Linked DNA regions of Mus musculus: region 2 is linked to region 1. A link is a loop called in an ENCODE intact Hi-C map of the cell type or tissue named here. Cell type or tissue: heart. All regions are shown on one strand.

What was found. Peaks named below come from ENCODE experiments on the same cell type or tissue, not always from the same donor. Only the 100,000 strongest peaks of a DNase experiment are listed, where the experiment ranks them.
Region 2: a loop joins it to region 1, with 2.5 times the contacts of the local background. A loop is called at or near these places in 1 of 42 quality-filtered maps.

The regions. Positions count from the first base shown.
Region 1 is chr12:4,595,592-4,600,591 of GRCm38, reverse strand. The region is part of intron 1 of Itsn2 (intersectin 2); the gene reads right to left. Among named protein-coding and RNA genes, the nearest start is that of Gm3625, 4.4 kb to the right of the region's middle. In heart, no CTCF peak of the experiment used is centred here; no DNase peak of the experiment used is centred here.
Region 2 is chr12:4,814,687-4,819,686 of GRCm38, reverse strand. It overlaps Sf3b6 (splicing factor 3B, subunit 6), which reads right to left and starts at 2,079. Exons shown (of 4, transcript NM_025323.2): 1 at 1,868-2,079. The coding sequence starts at 1,897. It also overlaps the pseudogene Gm20348. In heart, no CTCF peak of the experiment used is centred here; a DNase peak (open chromatin) is centred at 2,216; H3K4me3 peaks cover 2,064 bases; H3K27ac peaks cover 1,582 bases.

The DNA.
Region 1 (5,000 bases):
AAACAACAACAATCCCTACAAAACAAAACAAAACAAACAAACAAACAAAAAAAAACAAACCCTACGTAGACCCATACCCACAAACACATATTAGGGCAAACAGGGCCTTACTCCTAAAGCTCTCCCAGAAGCAAGGTTTGTAATATGCAAAACCAGTCTCTGGCCTTCTGCTGTTTTCCCCACTACCTCTCAGACCAGCTTCAGTGTTCCTTTCCCAGTCCAGGTCTCTGCTTGCTGGACTTGGAAGGTCTTACCTAGGAGTGCTCTGCTATTAACTCAATTCACATCACCTTTTTTTTAAAAGGCAGGATTTCGGTGTATGGCCCTGCTGACCTTGAACTTGTAGAGATCCACCTGCCTCCCAAGTGCTGGGCTTCTTTTGTGTTTGACTGGGGGATAGGGGAGGCATGTACATGTGTGTTTATGTGCGCACTGGGGATTCAAGCTTGTGCAGCAAGCCCTTCATCAACCAGGCCACCTCTTGGCCTTTCACTTCTTGACACCACCCAGAGTCACCATGAGCACTTTTAATTCAAGTCAGTGTTTTTGCCCAGTCATTAAATGTATAAGAAAAGGGAATAGAGTAGAAAAATGCACCAAAACTTGGACTTCCATGTAAGTGCTGTGGGAGTGAGAAACAGATGAGTAGCTCACTTTGCCTTGAGAAACTAGAACGTTATTAGATGAGTAATCTCAGAGGAAATGACTTCTAAATTGAGTAACGAGTACTAAACAATAGGTTTCAGACAGCAGGTTACTGGGGACTGAGAACAGAAATAGGCAAAAGCACAGAGGAAAAATCTAGACTTTAAAAAGATGAAGTCAAGGCACACGCGTTTAAGCCCAGCACTTGGAAGGCAGGTGGATCTCTGCAAGTTCAAGGCCAGCAGGGCTACACATGAGACCCTGCCTCAAAAAAAAAAAAAAAAAAAAAAATGACAATGTCTGCCAAAGGAGCTAATAACAGCACTACCTCCTACGGGATGCTGCAAAAATTAAATGAGTTATTAAATGAATGACATCTAGCATATACAACATATATGTACTTGAGAAACACTATAGAGACATTAACTACCATCATTGTTATTTTTCTTAAATCCAAAAACAAACCTAAAAAACAAACTTAGAAAAATGTATAACTACACAGAAGATAGACTATGCTTAACATACAAAGAATTCTTATGAACAATCGAAAGGGCTGGTAATGTGGTTGAGTTGGTAGAATGACTGCACCATGCGCAAAGCTTCAGGCTTGTTCCCTACACCCCATAGAGCAGGGGCAGCTGCATCTGCCTGCAGTCCCAGTGTTCAGGAGGTGGAGGCACGGACAGCAGAAGTCTCCTTCACCTCTTTTATCCTTGGCTACATAGTACATTTGAGGCCAGTCGGGGCTATATCAAACTCTGTCAACAGATTGGGGGAGGGAGGGAAGGAGAGGGAAGGAGGGAAGAGAAGACAGGAAAGAAAGGAACAAAAGAACAAAAGAACTACAAAACAAAACAAAGTGAATGTGCCAATAAAATAGGAAAGAAGCAGAAATTAACATTTTTCAAGAAAAATGGAAAAAGAATGATCTGATACCAACACTTAGAAGTAGAAAAGTAGTTTTAGTAAGTTAGCATATTTTTAAAAGGCAGTGCTTTCAAGGGTGTTAGGAAATAGACAGGTTTCATTCCCACATGGATACTAAGAACTTTGCCCTAAGGTAATCTGATACTATGTTTACATGGGCATTAAGACGGATGGGTCCATCCACATGCTCCGCACATGCTCCTTTCTCCCTTCCTACCCCACTTTCCCCAGGTGACTTCTCTGCCCTTGGTCCTTGGGTCCCACCAGAAAGCAGCTTCCCAATAAGCCCGCCTTTAATATAACCTAAAAAAAGACGTGTCCATCCCTTTTGATCCAATGTCCCTTTTGTCCACTTGAAATCTATCCTGGGGAAATGCTCATCATCATGAACACAAGCACAGGTACAGGGATGCGAGCTACAGCATGACATCAAAGAACGGTTACAGACTACCTTAATCTACAGAAGCCATACAAGACAGTGATTATAAGCAGATGATCAAAGTCAAATTTATACCCTAGGTCTCTCACTTACTGGTTGGGTGACGCTGAGGAAATTATTATACTTGCTCAAATTCCTCAACTATAAAGTTCTGATAAAGAGGCTAAAGACTAAATGAATTTATGTAAAGTATCTGCAAAATAACTAAGATAAAACTACTGCTCTATAAATGTTAGACATTATTACTAGTATTCAGTAGTAACGGCATATTATTCACCAATAAAAGTGTACTGAGAATAAGTACATAGTAAAAATAGAGTCAGGTTTTGATAAATATTAGTAAGCTAAGAAGAAAAAAAATCACAGAACAGGAACTGGGCATGCAGTTCAATGGAAAAGCACTTGCCTCACATGCTTGGGGTAGCACAGCAACAACAAAAAAATTAACTTCTAACAATATAGCAGATGCAAGGTGCATTATCTGTAGAGACAATGTTTTAGGAGGAGCTCTATCAAAACATGAGCAGCGGCTATATCAAAAAAGTATCATGTTCTTTGTATTTCCGTATAGTGTCCCAATTTTCTACACAGAACATTTATTATTCATTATAATAAATAGTACACATAAAAAGTCAATAAAACCTTAAACCAAACAATATAGTACTTTTAGGGAAAATCAAATTAAGTGCCCATTCTAAACAATTTGGCAAATTTCTGCTTTAAGCATAAACTGTGTTAGGGAAGGTTTTTAAATAATTTCAATAGTAAGAAATATCAAGAGGTTTGCTAGGTACCAAACAAATATACAATAATAATAACAATAACAATGAAACCATCTTAAATATGGTACCCTAAACTATGAATAACTTACTTACATTAAGGCTACTATGGATTTACTTGTAAATGTACACTATGGATTTTTTTTTGGGGGGGGGAAGGGTGTTGGAGTTTCTTGATAATTTTGAAGATAGCAAATTTACTTCTTCCAATTACTTCACACACATACACCCCCATATTTCCTCTCTTAATTTTCTCCATAGTACTTGGTAATTTCTAAGTTCAAGATATTTTATTGTCTTTATTCTCTTTTCCTGAATTTAAGTGCCCCTATGGCAAGACAGGGTTGTGTATTTTATTCACAGGTTATATAAGTAATATATTGGACATTTCTTGCAAGAAATCATGCAATATTTATGAAATGAAATGAAAGAATGAACTCTATGCTATGAATTATGAGTAACTTCTTTTGTCCTTAATTTTCAAAGACAGAAGACAGAATAAAGAAAAGAAGGCTGATGTGGAATGTGGAGAAGACAAAAATAAAGAACAGCTGCAGTAATGAAGAGGCGATCTGCGAGAGATGCAAGAGTGAGCTGCACTATCAGGTCCTCAGCTAAATGAACTCCAAAGATCAGGTTCAGGGGAGCACTACCAGAAAAGGCTTACAGCTGCCCAAATCTAATCCAAAGGTTCTTAACTCCTCCAGCACCCCACACTACCCAGTCTGCGAACCTGTGCAACACTGTAGGAATCAGTACGGTGAAAGGCGTTAGTGAGTCTTAGGCCAGAATCACTGGGATGAAGGGGGAGGGGGAGGAAAGCTCAATACAGGTAGGCTCCGCAGCAATGGAAAACCTAAAGGGGAGAAATTTTCCCTTCTACCACTTGGATGTTCAGATGCTAATAAAAATGGTTTAAAGAAATAATACTGCTTTGTATTCCTAAGTGGTCCACACCATTCTTGGCAAATATGATTAATACTGACAGTTAACTTGACAAAATCTACAACAACCTAGGAGGAAAGCCTTTGGACATGCCTATGCAGGATTGTCTAGATTAGATGAACTGAAGTGGGAAGACTCACCCTGAATGCGGACCGCTATTCCACGGACTTCACACAAAGGCAACAGCTAGGAGACGGTATCCATCTCTGCTTCCTGACTGCAGATGCGTTGTGACTACCTGTCTCATTCTCTCACTGTGATGGACTGTACCCTCAAACCGTGTGTCAAAATGTTCCTCAAGTTGCTTCTTGTCAAATATTTTGTCATAGAAACAAGAAAAGTAACTAACAGGAAATTGTCACTAATCTTTGAGGTAATTACCTATAATCCCTAAGGATTATTTCATGAACACTAAAAAGCAATGCCCCAAATGTTACATAAATTACAAAATGTATTAACTTGTTCTACCTGGTTCTTATATTAAAGCAGTCATTTTACAAATGCACAAAAACATATTAGATGGAAGACTAAGAAAGGAGGACAGAGAACACAGAAAGAAAATGGCAAAGCAAAGGCTGTTCCCGTCCTAATGACAAGTACAAAGCCTTGCCTATTTAGATCTCTCACGTTTGTTCTCTCTCAACACTAGCCTCTTCCAAGTTAAGTCCACTTCGAGCTGCAAAGAATTTAACTATCTGAGTCCAAAGGCACTGAAGTGATGATCCAAAGTAGTAGAAATGAAGGGAACTACAGAGGAAGACTCTTGTAATGCATTTTTTAGCCTTCTCATATGGCTCATTTTGATGTTGATTAAAAACTGAACACCAAAAGAAAAGGCTATTTTCTACAGTAATTAGAATAAATCACAAACCTAAGAGAGACAGCACCACAGAGAGGACGACAGACTAATTAGCTTGAGATTTCTCACTGAAGGAAGCAGGCTGGGATGATAGCAGGTAACACTTACTGGGCACTTATGCTAGGCACAGCAACTAAGCACTTTATATTACATACAACACTATGAAATGGGGACTATCATTATCCCTGTTTTAAAGATGAAGAAGAAACAGAAATTGGAGAATTAAAGAAACTTGCTTAAGGTCATACAACTATTTGGAACTAGAGCTGAGGTAGGAGGTCTAACTAGAGAGCCTATACTTTTATCCAACAGAGTTGTAAACATGTACTCAATTTTTATTAAACCAGACCTTTCCTCAAATGAATATGCATTGACCATGAAAAGGATTCAGAAAACATAAGCCAGG
Region 2 (5,000 bases), 220 kb before region 1:
CTATACACTCTTCACTCTCACCCTTCTTGTTGTTCCTCCTATCTGTGACATTGATACTGTGGCCCGGTCTGTTGCCTGTCTGAACCTGCTGTACACTCCTCACTCTTAGCCTTCTTCCTCTACAGCTGACTCACACGTCCCTCTTTGCTACTACAGTCAATTACATACCAGACAAAACATTTTCTTTCTTTCTTTCTTTTTTTTTTTTTTTGGTTTTATGAGGCAGGGTGTCTCTGTGTAGCCCTGGCTGTTCTGGAACTCACTCTGTAGACCAGGCTGGCCTCGAACTCAGAAATCCGCCTGCCTTTGCCTCCCGAGTGCTGGGATAAAAGACATGCGCCGCCACCACCATGCCCAGCTCAGACAAAACATTTTCAGTAATCACTTATTAAACCAACACGGCTTTTGGTATGAAGCTAAGCATTATATGAATGAAAGGATAAGATATTTGCCCTCAGGCTGGTGAGCTGGCCCTCGCCAGCAAGCCTGGTGAGCTGTCAATCCCTGGAATCCACATGGAGAGAACCGACTCCCACAAATTGTCGTCTGGCCTCTACATGTGCACATACAATAATAAACAAACATGAAAGTAAAAACGCTTATCCCTACCTTCAAATGAGTAGTGGTGATAATTAGACAGACTATAAAAGTTTAAGATTTCCAGGTCAAGTTTGATAATCAACAACTGCCACACAAATATATTTCTCCAGTAAATCTGCTTTTTCACTGTGTAAAACACTGTGTATGTCTCTCTCTTCTCTCCTAAAACTTCACCATCATCATCCCCTGTAAAATTTGAAAAGGCTCTATACTCTTCTCAGCCAACATAGGATATGACCCGGGGCTCCACACTTCTTGAAGAAAACAGATATGATCAAATGGTAACTATATATTCCTATTGTAAACTTTATCCATCTATGTCCATCCAACCATTTTTTTCTTCTATTGGTGTACCAACCACTCCCCTCTTTACTTATTTTTGGTTGTCATGGTTTGAGGTGCTGGGAGTCAAATCCAGACTCACGCCCACTAGGCAATCACTGAGCCACATTCCAGTTTTACTCTGGAATCTTACATATCAGGTCTCTACCATTATGTTGGCTCACTCTCGTTGGTCTATAAAAAGCACTGTAGGTATCTTTAAAACAATTCAATTTCTCTATTAATAAGAAAAATCATAGAATCAGCTCTACAGTTTTGTCCTAACTCCTACCATCTTTTTATTTTACAGGAACTAAGTTTTCATTCACTGAAATGATTCACATAATCGCGGTTGCCCAAAATCTTCATCAGGATATCCAATGGTCAATTATGTGTCTTTGTTTTGGTGTGATTCTAAGTTTTAACCACTTCTTAATTTCCTGAAAGATGTTTTTTTTTTTCCTTAAAGGTTTTGGTAACACTCACTGACAACAGTAGAACATAAGCCCGACTAGTCCTTTACACAGTAGTGTTGAATAAACCCAACTGATGAATTGCTTCCCGTTTGTAAGACAAGAGACAAAGCAGGTGCTTACATAATATTAATAGAGGATTCCCAAAGTTCTACATTCGAGAAAAATCCCAGGCTCCAGCTGGCAAGGAACCAAATAGTTACTCCGTATGTCTTTTTGGACTCAGAAGAGCCTAACGCCTGGTCCTAGGCGTTACGAGGTCACTGATGCCAGGGGGCTCTCAATAGGGGTGGGGCGAAAAGTCGCTCAAAGAACACACCCCTGAGGACGAGCCCAGGACAGAACCTCCTTTGACAGAACTGATAACAAGCTTCCCCAACTATGGGCGGAGGGACAAAAAACGCTCCCCAGGCACGCAGCAACAGTCAAGCAACAACATCGCTTCCCTGTCACGCAGAAAGCGGGGTACTCACATTCGCCCTCTTAGCCGCTTGCATCGCCATCTTGGCGGGCTGATGTAGGTTACCGTAAGATCCCTCTGGATATTTCTAAACCTGATCGCCTTCGTGGGCGACACGGCGTCAGATACAGAGTATTTACAGCCAGGTAGCGCCGGAAGCTTTTACAGCAATGCCGGAAAGTCCGCGTCTCAAATTAGGACGCGTTTACTTCCTAGAAAAGATGCTCCAAGTCACACTACAGAGAACGCATTCTCAAGCCGGAAAGCGAACTAGCAAGCTCCAGAACGCTTCCGGATTGCGGACCGGAAGGGGCGGGGCGAATGCCAAGGGAAGGGAGGTGTTCCGCTTGAGGGGGTGTGGCTTAAGGAGCGAGGGGCGGGGTCCATGAGAGAGATCAGACCCAGAGCCTGCGATTTAGCGCGCCCAGGTCTCGGAGAGGAACCCGGCTCGCCAGCGCTTCCAACAGAGGTCCCAATCTGAACTTTGCTCGGAAGGCCGATCCCGGGGCCCTGGGCCTCAGGTCGCGCTTCACCTGACCGTCGAACTCCCTCACCCGGTTCCCGCGGCCCCTGTCCACGCAAACAGAGCACACAACCCGTCACATGCATCTTTTTATTTCCTTAGACCAGCTTTACAGGACATGGGAAGAGAGGCCACTTCCGAGTTTGCTCGGAGGTCCTCCTTCACTAGGGCAGCTCCAAGACGATTTTGCCCGCGCTCCTGTTAGCCCCCACATATTAGCCACTTGAATATAAGTTGCCGGGTAGACTCTATCAAGAACCAGCAGCAGACGTTGGGGGCTGTTTGCAGAGAAAGGCAGAATCTGCTCCGTGGAGGTTTTCACCGGCGTTTGTACTAAGGAAAAGATTATCAGCCTGAAGAAAGGCCTTAACCCTGTTATTCTCCATCCTGCCTAGCCCTAATGTTTTGAGTATCTAAAACAGCACACCCTTTCACTTCCCATCAGGAAAGAGCATGCTTTCAAATGTGCACCCTCATTCTGTACCAGGTAAGACTGAAGGCTGCAGTAAAATACTAGTGCAAGTGACAGACTTACATAGCTTAACACAAAAGGAATGCTGAAGCCTTATCGCTGCGAAACTGATGGGATATACTCCCAAAGCTGGCTCCTTCTATGATGCTACAGAGGATTTTAGGAACATAAACCTGTCGAAGGTCCAAGCTTACATAGGCTTTTTTGGTATACTGAGAAGAGGTCTACCCTGAAAACAAAGCCGTGGGCCTATGTGAAGACTTAATACTGTGGCCATGTTTTTGCTCATTCTGATAGAAACATATAAATATGAAGTATAGAAATACGTGGGAGGGTTTAGAGAATTAATTATCTGAACACAGTTACCAATTGGTACACAAGGTAGCAGACTTATTTATAGGCTCCCTAAAGCAAGCTGTTTGTACAAAGGCAGTTTTCTGGGTGACAATCCTACTTTCTTTCACTTACCACCCACCTCATTATCCCTAGATCGAGCAAACTAGTGATCCGACTACCTCATTTAAAAAGTAGTTTTAAAGGCTGGGCGTGGTGGCGCACGCCTTTAATCCCAGCACTCTGGAGGCAGAGGCAGGCAGATTTCTGAGTTCAAGGCCAGCCTGGTCTACAAAGTGAGTTCCAGGATAACCAGGGCTATACCGAGAAACTCTGTCTCAAAAAACAAACAAACAAAAAAACCCAAACAAACAAAGAAGTAGTTTTAAAAACAGGGCCCACTAAAACTAACAACAGCTCCTACTATTAAGCCACAGAGAGCCCAGCAACCATCAAGAGCTGGGCAGTTGACATTCTTCTCCTAATAGGATCAGCACCTTCCAAAGGAGAGAGATTGGTAGTCATGTTAAACGCAAGCATTGGTACTCATAAGGTTTCAAGGTATATCTCTGGACATGTGAGTAAAGATAAACATAGGTGTGGCTGTGCGTGCCTATAACCCCAGCACGTGGAGTTTGAAGCAGGGAAAGCTCGAGCTTAAGGCTAGCCTGGGCTACCTATTGAGGCCTTGCCTGAAAATAACAAATCACTACAAGCGCAGGAGGCAAGTACGGTTGGACCTGAAGCACTGGCCATAGAAAGACTGTAGTGAGTGGAATTATAATAGCATGTGTTACATCGTGCATAGAAAGACTGTAGTGAGTGGAATTATAATAGCATGTGTTACATCGTGCATAGAAAGACTGTAGTGAGTGGAATTATAATAGCATGTGTTACATCGTGCATAGAAAGACTGTAGTGAGTGGAATTATAATAGCATGTGTTACATCGTGCATAGAAAGACTGTAGTGAGTGGAATTATAATAGCATGTGTTACTTTGTGCATCTCCTACCTGAGTCCCTGTTCCCCACCTTATCACAGAGGTGGGAATAACTACACCAACACCTGGTATTTTGTCTCATCCCCCCCCCCCCCAATAAATCCATTCCCACGGCAGCCAGGCATGGGTAAGAGTGGAAAAGAGGAAGTCCTGTTCCAGACCCAGAGCAGACTGATCGTCCACATCTAACTTAGCGGGTCTGTGTAGTGAAAACTTTGGTCTCTTTGACAATCACAGACATATTATGGGAATATGTTTTCATTTTCATCCAGGTGAGGCCTATGGGCTGCTTTAGATTGTCCACAGCCGCTGACTAGGACTGGCCTTGTGCTCCTGCGGGGGTGGGATTTGTCAGCTGCAGGCAGTTTCTGAGACCACATGATGTTTAGAATTCTGGGGACTCCTCCTTCAAAGGGAAATGTAAATGCTAGGGCCCTGAGAGGCAGGTGAGTTGTTGGTTTATCATGGCTTAAGTAGTTGTGCACAAAGAAGAAACAAGAGGAAATTAGGTATCCTGAATGGGAAGATTAAACTTGCCCCAAGGAGAGCAATGGCCCTAACCAGCAGGAAGTAGTCAACCTATGACTCTGTCCCCCTTCCTCTCTATCCTTGTTTCTCCCCTATCTAGCATTAGGGGGTTGAAAGGGTAGAAGAAAAGGAATGGAGAAGGGTAGAAAAAAGAGAACCCACAAAGTAGCAAATGCCACTCCAGGTCTGCAGGGGCTGTCAGCTTTGTTCTCATCTCTCCCTTTCTACTCACAAGGAAAATGGAAAAAGATGAATGGGGGAAAAAAAAGACAGATTTGTGCTAAAATGT